3 separate regions of the Homo sapiens genome follow, and all the other regions are linked to region 1. The links are chromatin loops, found by intact Hi-C in ENCODE. Cell type or tissue: dorsolateral prefrontal cortex. All regions are shown on one strand.

The links. A loop is a pair of places that touch in the nucleus more often than their neighbours do. Peaks named below come from ENCODE experiments on the same cell type or tissue, not always from the same donor. Only the 100,000 strongest peaks of a DNase experiment are listed, where the experiment ranks them.
Region 2: it touches region 1 in a loop (3-fold over the local background); 5 of 110 quality-filtered maps call a loop at or near these places.
Region 3: it touches region 1 in a loop (8-fold over the local background); 16 of 110 quality-filtered maps call a loop at or near these places.

The regions. Positions count from the first base shown.
Region 1 is chr4:114,508,318-114,510,817 of GRCh38, forward strand. No RefSeq gene overlaps it. Among named protein-coding and RNA genes, the nearest start is that of UGT8, 89 kb to the right of the region's middle. In dorsolateral prefrontal cortex, a CTCF peak has its summit at 1,232; no DNase peak of the experiment used is centred here.
Region 2 is chr4:114,597,125-114,599,624 of GRCh38, forward strand. UGT8 (UDP glycosyltransferase 8) reads left to right here and starts at 1,683. Exons shown (of 6, transcript NM_001128174.3): 1 at 1,683-1,850. In dorsolateral prefrontal cortex, CTCF peaks have their summits at 1,225, 1,438 and 1,639; DNase peaks (open chromatin) are centred at 807, 1,337, 1,755 and 2,427; H3K4me3 peaks cover 2,239 bases; H3K27ac peaks cover 2,156 bases; H3K27me3 peaks cover 1,651 bases.
Region 3 is chr4:114,658,643-114,661,142 of GRCh38, forward strand. The region is part of intron 2 of UGT8 (UDP glycosyltransferase 8); the gene reads left to right. Among named protein-coding and RNA genes, the nearest start is that of MIR577, 3.1 kb to the left of the region's middle. In dorsolateral prefrontal cortex, CTCF peaks have their summits at 955 (motif pointing left) and 1,156; DNase peaks (open chromatin) are centred at 331 and 929; H3K4me3 peaks cover 1,833 bases; H3K27ac peaks cover 2,500 bases.

The DNA of each region.
Region 1 (2,500 bases):
CATGGGGCAGGCTTTTTGCTGAGTGGAGCTGCTGTTTGACCTCCTGGGTCAAGCAGGTCTAGTCTTTACATATTTCTGAAATGCATGGAGTTGAGTGTCTCCCTGTCTTGGCTGTGTCATTGGGGTGGGCTCTGAAGGTTGGTATGTTGTCTAGGAAATCAAGCCAGGTTGAACCTCCCACTGTGCTTCTGAAGGCAACCAGCTCAGTTTTGCAGGTGACCTACGCAGTTGACTGGTATCTCTCACTGGGTACCACAGCTTGCAGGAACATAGAGGAACCACCAAAATCTGCACACTGGTCACTGAGAGCTCTGTCTTCTTTCTTTGTTTTTACTGGATCCTAGGTAGTACAGCTGTGCTATTAGTCTCAGTGTTCCCCCTGAGGTAAGACCAGAGGAAGCATCTCGGAATGCTAGGGAAGCTGGATGACTGACCACCTTCAGTTCTCTAGTCCCTCTGTAGAAACTGTGGACCCTGGGGAAATCCTCTCTGTGTAGCACTATGCCAACTTGCAGGGGGTGGGGCAGGGATAGCGTGGTTGAAGCATTACTATACTTACACTAATAATTTGCTTCTTATTTAGTTCTTTGGACCACATGGTTGTTTCCAGCTTGTTTTCAAGTCTTGGGATTTTAAAAAATGATACTCTGGTCTGTGGACAGTTGCTAGTTTAACTTTCTAGAGGAGGGGGGTGGAGAATGAGACTTCCTATTTCATTATCTTGCTAATGTCACTCAAACATGATTTCTTAGTCTTTCTGGGCCCTCCTCTCCCTAACAAAACACATTCCAAAAGAATGGTAAATATGATATCAGGATAAATGAAAAAGAAGACAATTATGTCAGAGGGAAAAAAACAACCTTATCAGATTTCATAGCAAATGATTTCAATTCGTATCTAACTTCTTTAGCCTTTTATATAATGTCAAACTCATTCTCCTGAGGAAAAGTAAGATTGTGCTTTTATCATTTAATATTAAGAACGCTCATCATTTTGTTTTGCAGAAATTTTAGCTTGAATGTTGATTAAATATTTAGGTGGTTGTTAAATTTGGTGTTAATTTGCAGGACTTCATTATTTCCAAGACTTCTAAGTTTATATTGTGATTTCTGAATCAAAATACTAGCTGGTCTCAAAACCTTCAAGGACACTCAACAATAGTTTGTATCAAGGAACACAAAATCTTTACTAGTAAAATTTCCAGCCCACTCAGTTAAAAACACCAGATAGCACTATTGAAAAGATGTGTGAAGAAATTGAGAGGGTAAGTATATTAAGGATTTTGATTAAAAAGTTTTAACCTTTACTTGAATCCATATCTTAATGTAATCTTTTTCTATTAGAAAATCTGGATCTCAATATGATATCACCTCCTAACAAGTTATATATTAGCAGCAAGTTTAATTTTTTTAGTTTAGAATATAATTGACAAAAGTTTGCTTAGTTTTGATTATATTTTCTGAGTTAATATTATTAGTATCTGTAAAGCTAAAAACAGTTGAATAATGAGCTTGAATATTTTAATGGCCTTACCTTGATTAGGTTGAAAAAGTAATGGTGGAGGGCGGAAATCATAAAGAAAGTAATTTCACAGCCAGCCAGCCAAACACATAAAGTACACAGTTTTATATTTTCCTGCTCCATAATTTGTCTATTATTTTGTATACACACTTATGCATAATAATGAACAAATTGTAGAATACTAAAATATAAAAGTTATTCAGTTAACCAAAATGAAATAAGCAGAAACAGTTTCATAGCCATTTTAAAATTTATAAAGTACTGCTACTGTCCTGCCTTAGTAAACTTACCAGTCAAACCAGCTGTTTCTTTCATTTCATCCAAAGGGGATCAAGTGAGAATGTGGTATAGCAATGGTACTCCTGCGAAAGGAAGAACAAGCCAAATAAGCTTGGTGAGGGTGGGTGCTCAAAAGTCCAGTGAAATGGGAAACCCAGGTGATCAGTGACAGTGGTGGAAGTATCATTAAAACTGTAGGACATTCGTGAGGAATGTGTTCTATTAATAGGGAAATCCCAGGAAATTATATCTTGCTGACTCCTTAAAAGGAGGAAATCAGTTGTAGGAACACAAGTCTATCTCTTTCTCTTCTCTGTGCTTCTTTTCTTTCCTTTCCTTTCTGCTTCTCTTCACAGGGCATGAATGAAAACTGGTTGGCAAGATACCAGGAAAAATTAGAATAAATGATCTGGACTAACTTGGAGAAAGAGGCCTTGGTAAGAACCAAGACTAGCTGATTTTCATACCTCTTCTGAAAAGCTCTCAAGCGTTTTCCATAGTGCAAGAGCTATTAATTTTACAAGTTAGCTAAATTGCCAAGTTTATTTTGTTAGTGTCCATCTTCTCTTTCTGAGTGCCTCTCCTATTTCCCCTTTTGATTCCCTTTATATTCTCTTCTCTTCTTTTCCAGGCAGCCAAAGGTCAAAACCTGCTAACTCACAGTTCTGACTTTTCCCTGATAAATTTCTTTTTTTTTTTT
Region 2 (2,500 bases), 89 kb after region 1:
TGATCAAGTTTTTACCAAGAATTTACATATGCATCATCAAACAGTAGCTTGAAACTGAAGCTTGACCTTTGAGAAATAAAGCTTTTAAAGTAAATGTCTAAATTCTCTTTTCTTTATTATGTTACATTTCATTTACTTTAGGTTTTCTAGTGCAATTTAAATAAGAAATAAATAGAGAGTATGGTAATCAGGTACAAAGGCTGTGAAAATATTCCCTGCATTTTGCACAGGGAATATGTTCAAATTCCTAATCTGCAAAGAAGAAAAGTGCATTTTCTTTTTTGAAATGGCATTTGAAGATCTCTCCATCCATGAACATTCTTGAGCATATGGATTTTACAATAACAGCAGTGTATATTAGTTTTTTAATTTATCATTAACTGATAACATATACAGTAAAATATAATTTCCGTTTTCTTATCTAAGGGCAGAAAATCCCAACCTATTTCTGAATCTCACTTTGGAACAAGGACAGAATGACCTGACATGGCATTTTTGATTTCCAACGTTTAAACGCATAACGTTTGTGTGCTATGGAAGCATCTTAGCTTCTGGAATTTATGCTCGACACGAAACATAAACAATAAACAATTCAGTCCACGTTATATAGACATATCTCATATATATATGAGATATATATATATAAAATATCTTACGCACATGCACACTTAGACTTTCTCGGTTTTCATGAAACTCACAATCTACCTCAGGCGCTCAAAGGCACTCGGCCTCTCAGGTCTGAGGCACCACAGAGAGGCTTCCTTGGGCACAGTTGCTTGCTGGTCAAGACGCCAACTTGGCAAGGTTATGCTGCTGGCAAAGGCAGATTCGTCAGAATAAAGTCGCCACAGGCTCAACCAGGCAAATCATGAATGGCCCTTTCAGCAGGAGCCTGAGAGGAGGGATGTTATTCAGCCCAGCAACCCTATTTACTTTTTTTCAGGATCCCCAAACTCGCGTTTTTTAAGGCTTTCCGCTACAAGAGAGCCAGAATTGAAGCCTGGGTTGGCGGCAGTGCAGGTACCTGCTCACCTAAGCATCCCTCTTTTAATTTTCCTAACTCCTCCACCCACTTGCCCAAGTATAACTTTTGAATGGATTCAGCAGAAGTGAGGCAGGAAAGGCAGGAAGATGAGAAAAGGCGCGACATCAACACGCAGAGCTCACTGAGCCGCCTTGATGATAAAAGGCGGGCACAGGGACTACGTGGGTGGTGGCAGAAAGGGCGCGGGACACGCCTCGCAAAGAGGGAAGAGTGGGCGGGGCCACGTGCCGTTGTCAGAGTTCGCAACTCGAGCGCCCAGAGGGCTCGCGAAAAGTCCCAGCCTGCAAGCCAACCTCGCTCAGCGGACGACTGGCCGGATCCCAACGCGCTGCCCCTTGCCCAGCCTGCGAGCGCGTGGTACGAAGGCGCGTCTGCATCCATGCCCCAGCCCGGGGAGCTGGAGGCGCTCGCAGTCAGAGGCGAGTGATGCTAGGCTGAGCGCGTGGCGGCCCGTGTCGTGCCCCGCTGAGCCAAGTGCGGAAGGGCAGCGGCGCGCTCCGACTCTGCTCGCCGCACGCAGGGCGGGGCGCGGCTGGGGGGCGGGGGGCCTGGCCGCCCGCTGGGAGCTGCGGACGAGCAGGCGCGCTGAGGACCCGAGGGAGGACACGGTTAAAGCATTGCTATCAACTGTGAACCCAGAGAGCCCTCCTTAGCCAACACGCTAACTCCGAAGCCTCCCTTACGCCCCCGAACCACCGAAGGCGGCGACACCTGATTCAGCGCACAAACACAGGTCCCTTCTGTCCCGGATACAATTACGCGGCAGACACACACTCAAACTCGCGCGGGGCAGCCAAGAGACGAGGTGAGCGGAGGGACCACGCCGTTCCAGAGGGCGGAAGGGGGGGCGGTCTGGGTGGAGGAGAGGGGCGTTGTTTGCTCCCTGAGGTGAGTGCCGGGCGAATGGCTGCTGTCCAGGGGCGGGGGGGTGGGAATTAGAAAGCACAGACAGGGTTGGGCTGAGGAAGTTAGAAGTGGTTAGTGGGGGTTGGCGGGGTAGGGAGAAAGGCTAGGGGTTGAGGGGGTGTGAAGGAGATCTTTTTAGGCTGGCCCCTCATAGCGCCCGCGATCCTGTTTCTGCCATATGGCATCCGTTCGAGGGTTCTCTCGCGTTTGTGCGCTCAAGGCAGAGGGAGGGTATAACGGGGAGGCGATTCGGCCGAGGACCTTGTACTTGACCCCTGAAGGGATGGGCACCGCGGAGCCCAGAGGCCAGAGCCAGCTGCCAGGGCAGGGATGGAGGTGGGGGACCAGGAGGAGCTTCGGGACCTCTTCAACTCCCCTTTACTCCGTCTTCCCCCTAAGGAGGAACAAGAGCGGGATGTGTTGGGGGTGGGGAATGTCTTGGGGCTGTACAAGCTCGCTGAGACTTTTCGGGGCCCGCCGTTTCCGCGTGCCCGCGCGACTCTCGACAATGGACAGTGTACAGTGGTGGCAGGGTTTCACGGGTCCCCG
Region 3 (2,500 bases), 150 kb after region 1:
TTTTTTAAGAAGCTACTTACAATTTTCTTGCATTGGGATGTGTTTTACATTGGCCACAATGAATAAAAAAAAATTGTTTATTTTCGGATAGGGGGATGAGTATATTTTTAAGAAGGCATTACCCAATGAGTGTCTTCTTTAAAAGTTTCAAGATCTTGCTTTCCACTTCTTTGAATATTTTTTCACCATCTTCCATTGTTTGACATCCCTAATATCAAAACATTACCTGAAAATAATGAAAATTTTATACTTTGGGAGTAGTTGCTCCCCGAGTCTGACTCTGGTACATTGCTTAGCTTCTGTTCTGCCCCATCTCCAGCCTCACAGAGCCAGGCTGCTTTACCGGCTTAAGCTGGACAGTACCACATGGAGGGACATGGGAGGACAACAAGCCCCTCACTACATTCTTCCTGTGGTCCAGTCAAGGCATTTGGTATATAATTACTCTAGGATAAGAAATCTGGCAATACTAGAAACAAATCAGTGTCTATCCGGATCACGATCATTAAAATAAATGCAAATACTTAACATATAGCATCTGATTATAGGAAATAGAATGTATATTATCCATATTTCCTTATTATGCTACCTTTTCCCATAAAAGACTTCAAACAGATGACTTAATCCTACAAGAAGATAAAATGATTATTTTTATTGTAAGGTTGTCTTTTCAAAAGACATAGAAAATTACTTTATAGCTATAAACAAAATTACTTTATAGATATCTGTTACTTAAGTTGCATAGGAATGGAATTATTCATTCTGATATAGTGAGGGGAGTGCCTATGAGTGTTGCTGATTTCTGGTTCAGTATTTGGTCCCTTATTGTGATCATTTTCTTTTCAATTTGAAGATGTCAGTTTTTCCCCTATACCCATAGAAGTAGTCCGGGATTGGGCATGTAAGCAGGTTGAGCCCAGATGTCGCTCCATTCCTGTCCTGCCATCTAGTGGAGAAATGTGCATGCAGTGCTGGTCTACGTACAAGACGATGCAATTTCTAAATTCCTGTATTGAGTGAAATGGAAGGCTTATTCTGTACCTTATCCACAAATATTCATAACTTACTTAAGAAGTAGTAGTACTGGTAGTAAATGGCCATTGATGAGTTACCAAAAAAGATGGGTCCTTAAAAATATGCTAAGTATAAGAGTAACAGAATCCCCAAAATGAAAAGTAATAAAATCTAACATTGCAAATATAAAAATGTAAAATAAAACTCTTTGGTATTGGCACAGAGATGGATAGATCATTGGAACAGAATAGAATTCAGAAACAGACTGTGAGGGTGGCATTTCAAATAATTGAGATGATGAGATATTAAATAACTAATGTTGACAAGACTGGCTAACCATTTGGTTAAAAATAAAGATGGATGTCACTGTTACTCTTTCCTTCAGAATAAATTCTCATTGGATAAAAGATTAAAACATTAAAGAAATGATGCTGTAAAATTATGAAAAGAAAATATGGACCATTTCAAAGATAATCTTGAAGTGAGAAAAGCTTGCTAATAACAGTAAACCCAGAGGCCATTTAAAAAAAGACATTTATCCTTCCAGCAAACAAACAAAAACAGTTATAAGAAAATTACAAAAAAATAATATCTAAAGGGTAAATTCTAGGTTCTATTCTTTAAAATGAATTAAATATTAATGAAATATTAAATATCGACAGAGTCGATATAGACAATATGAAAACAGACTATATAGACAATATGAAAACAATTTGAATTTGTTTCTCTGATTATTCATGTGAAACAAAGGTTCTTTTCATGTTTATGCCATTAAGTTGTCTTCTGTGAATTGGGTGCTTTCTGGTTTTCTGGTGGTGTTTGTGGTTTTATTCCCCCTATTTTATTTTAGTGTTAATCCTTTATTATGTGTATTGTAATATTTCTGCCAGTCTATTAATTATTTTGTTGATTTTTAAAATGTCTTTTTAAAATTATAATTCAGTTTAACTTTTAGGCTGGGCGTGGTGGCTTGTGCTTGTAATCACAGCACTTTGGGAGGCCAAGACGGGCAGATCACGAGGTCAGGAGATCAAGACCATCCTGGCTAACACGGTGAAACCCCATCTCTAGTAAAAATACAAAAAATTAGCCGGGCGTAGTGGGGGCACCTGTAGTCCCAGCTACTCGGGAGGCTGAGCCAGGAGAAAGGCGTGAACCCAGGAGGTGGAGCCTGCAGTAAGCCGAGATCGCACCACTGCACTCCAGCCTGGGTGACTGAGCGAGACTCTGTCTCAAAAAAAAAAAAAAAAAAAATTATAATTCAATTTAACTTTTAATCGCTCTTTGACTTCTACTAGCGGAGGGATAGAACCTCATATTTTTTTCTTCAATCAGTAGCTGATTGTCTCTGTCATCATGTTCCATTGTCCCCATTTATTCAGATTTCCTTCCTTCTTTGTCCTTTAGAAAAGTTTTCATGTTTTCTTCATGTATATTTGGTATATTTGGTATATTTCTGTTAGGTTTATTTGTAGGTCTTTATGAA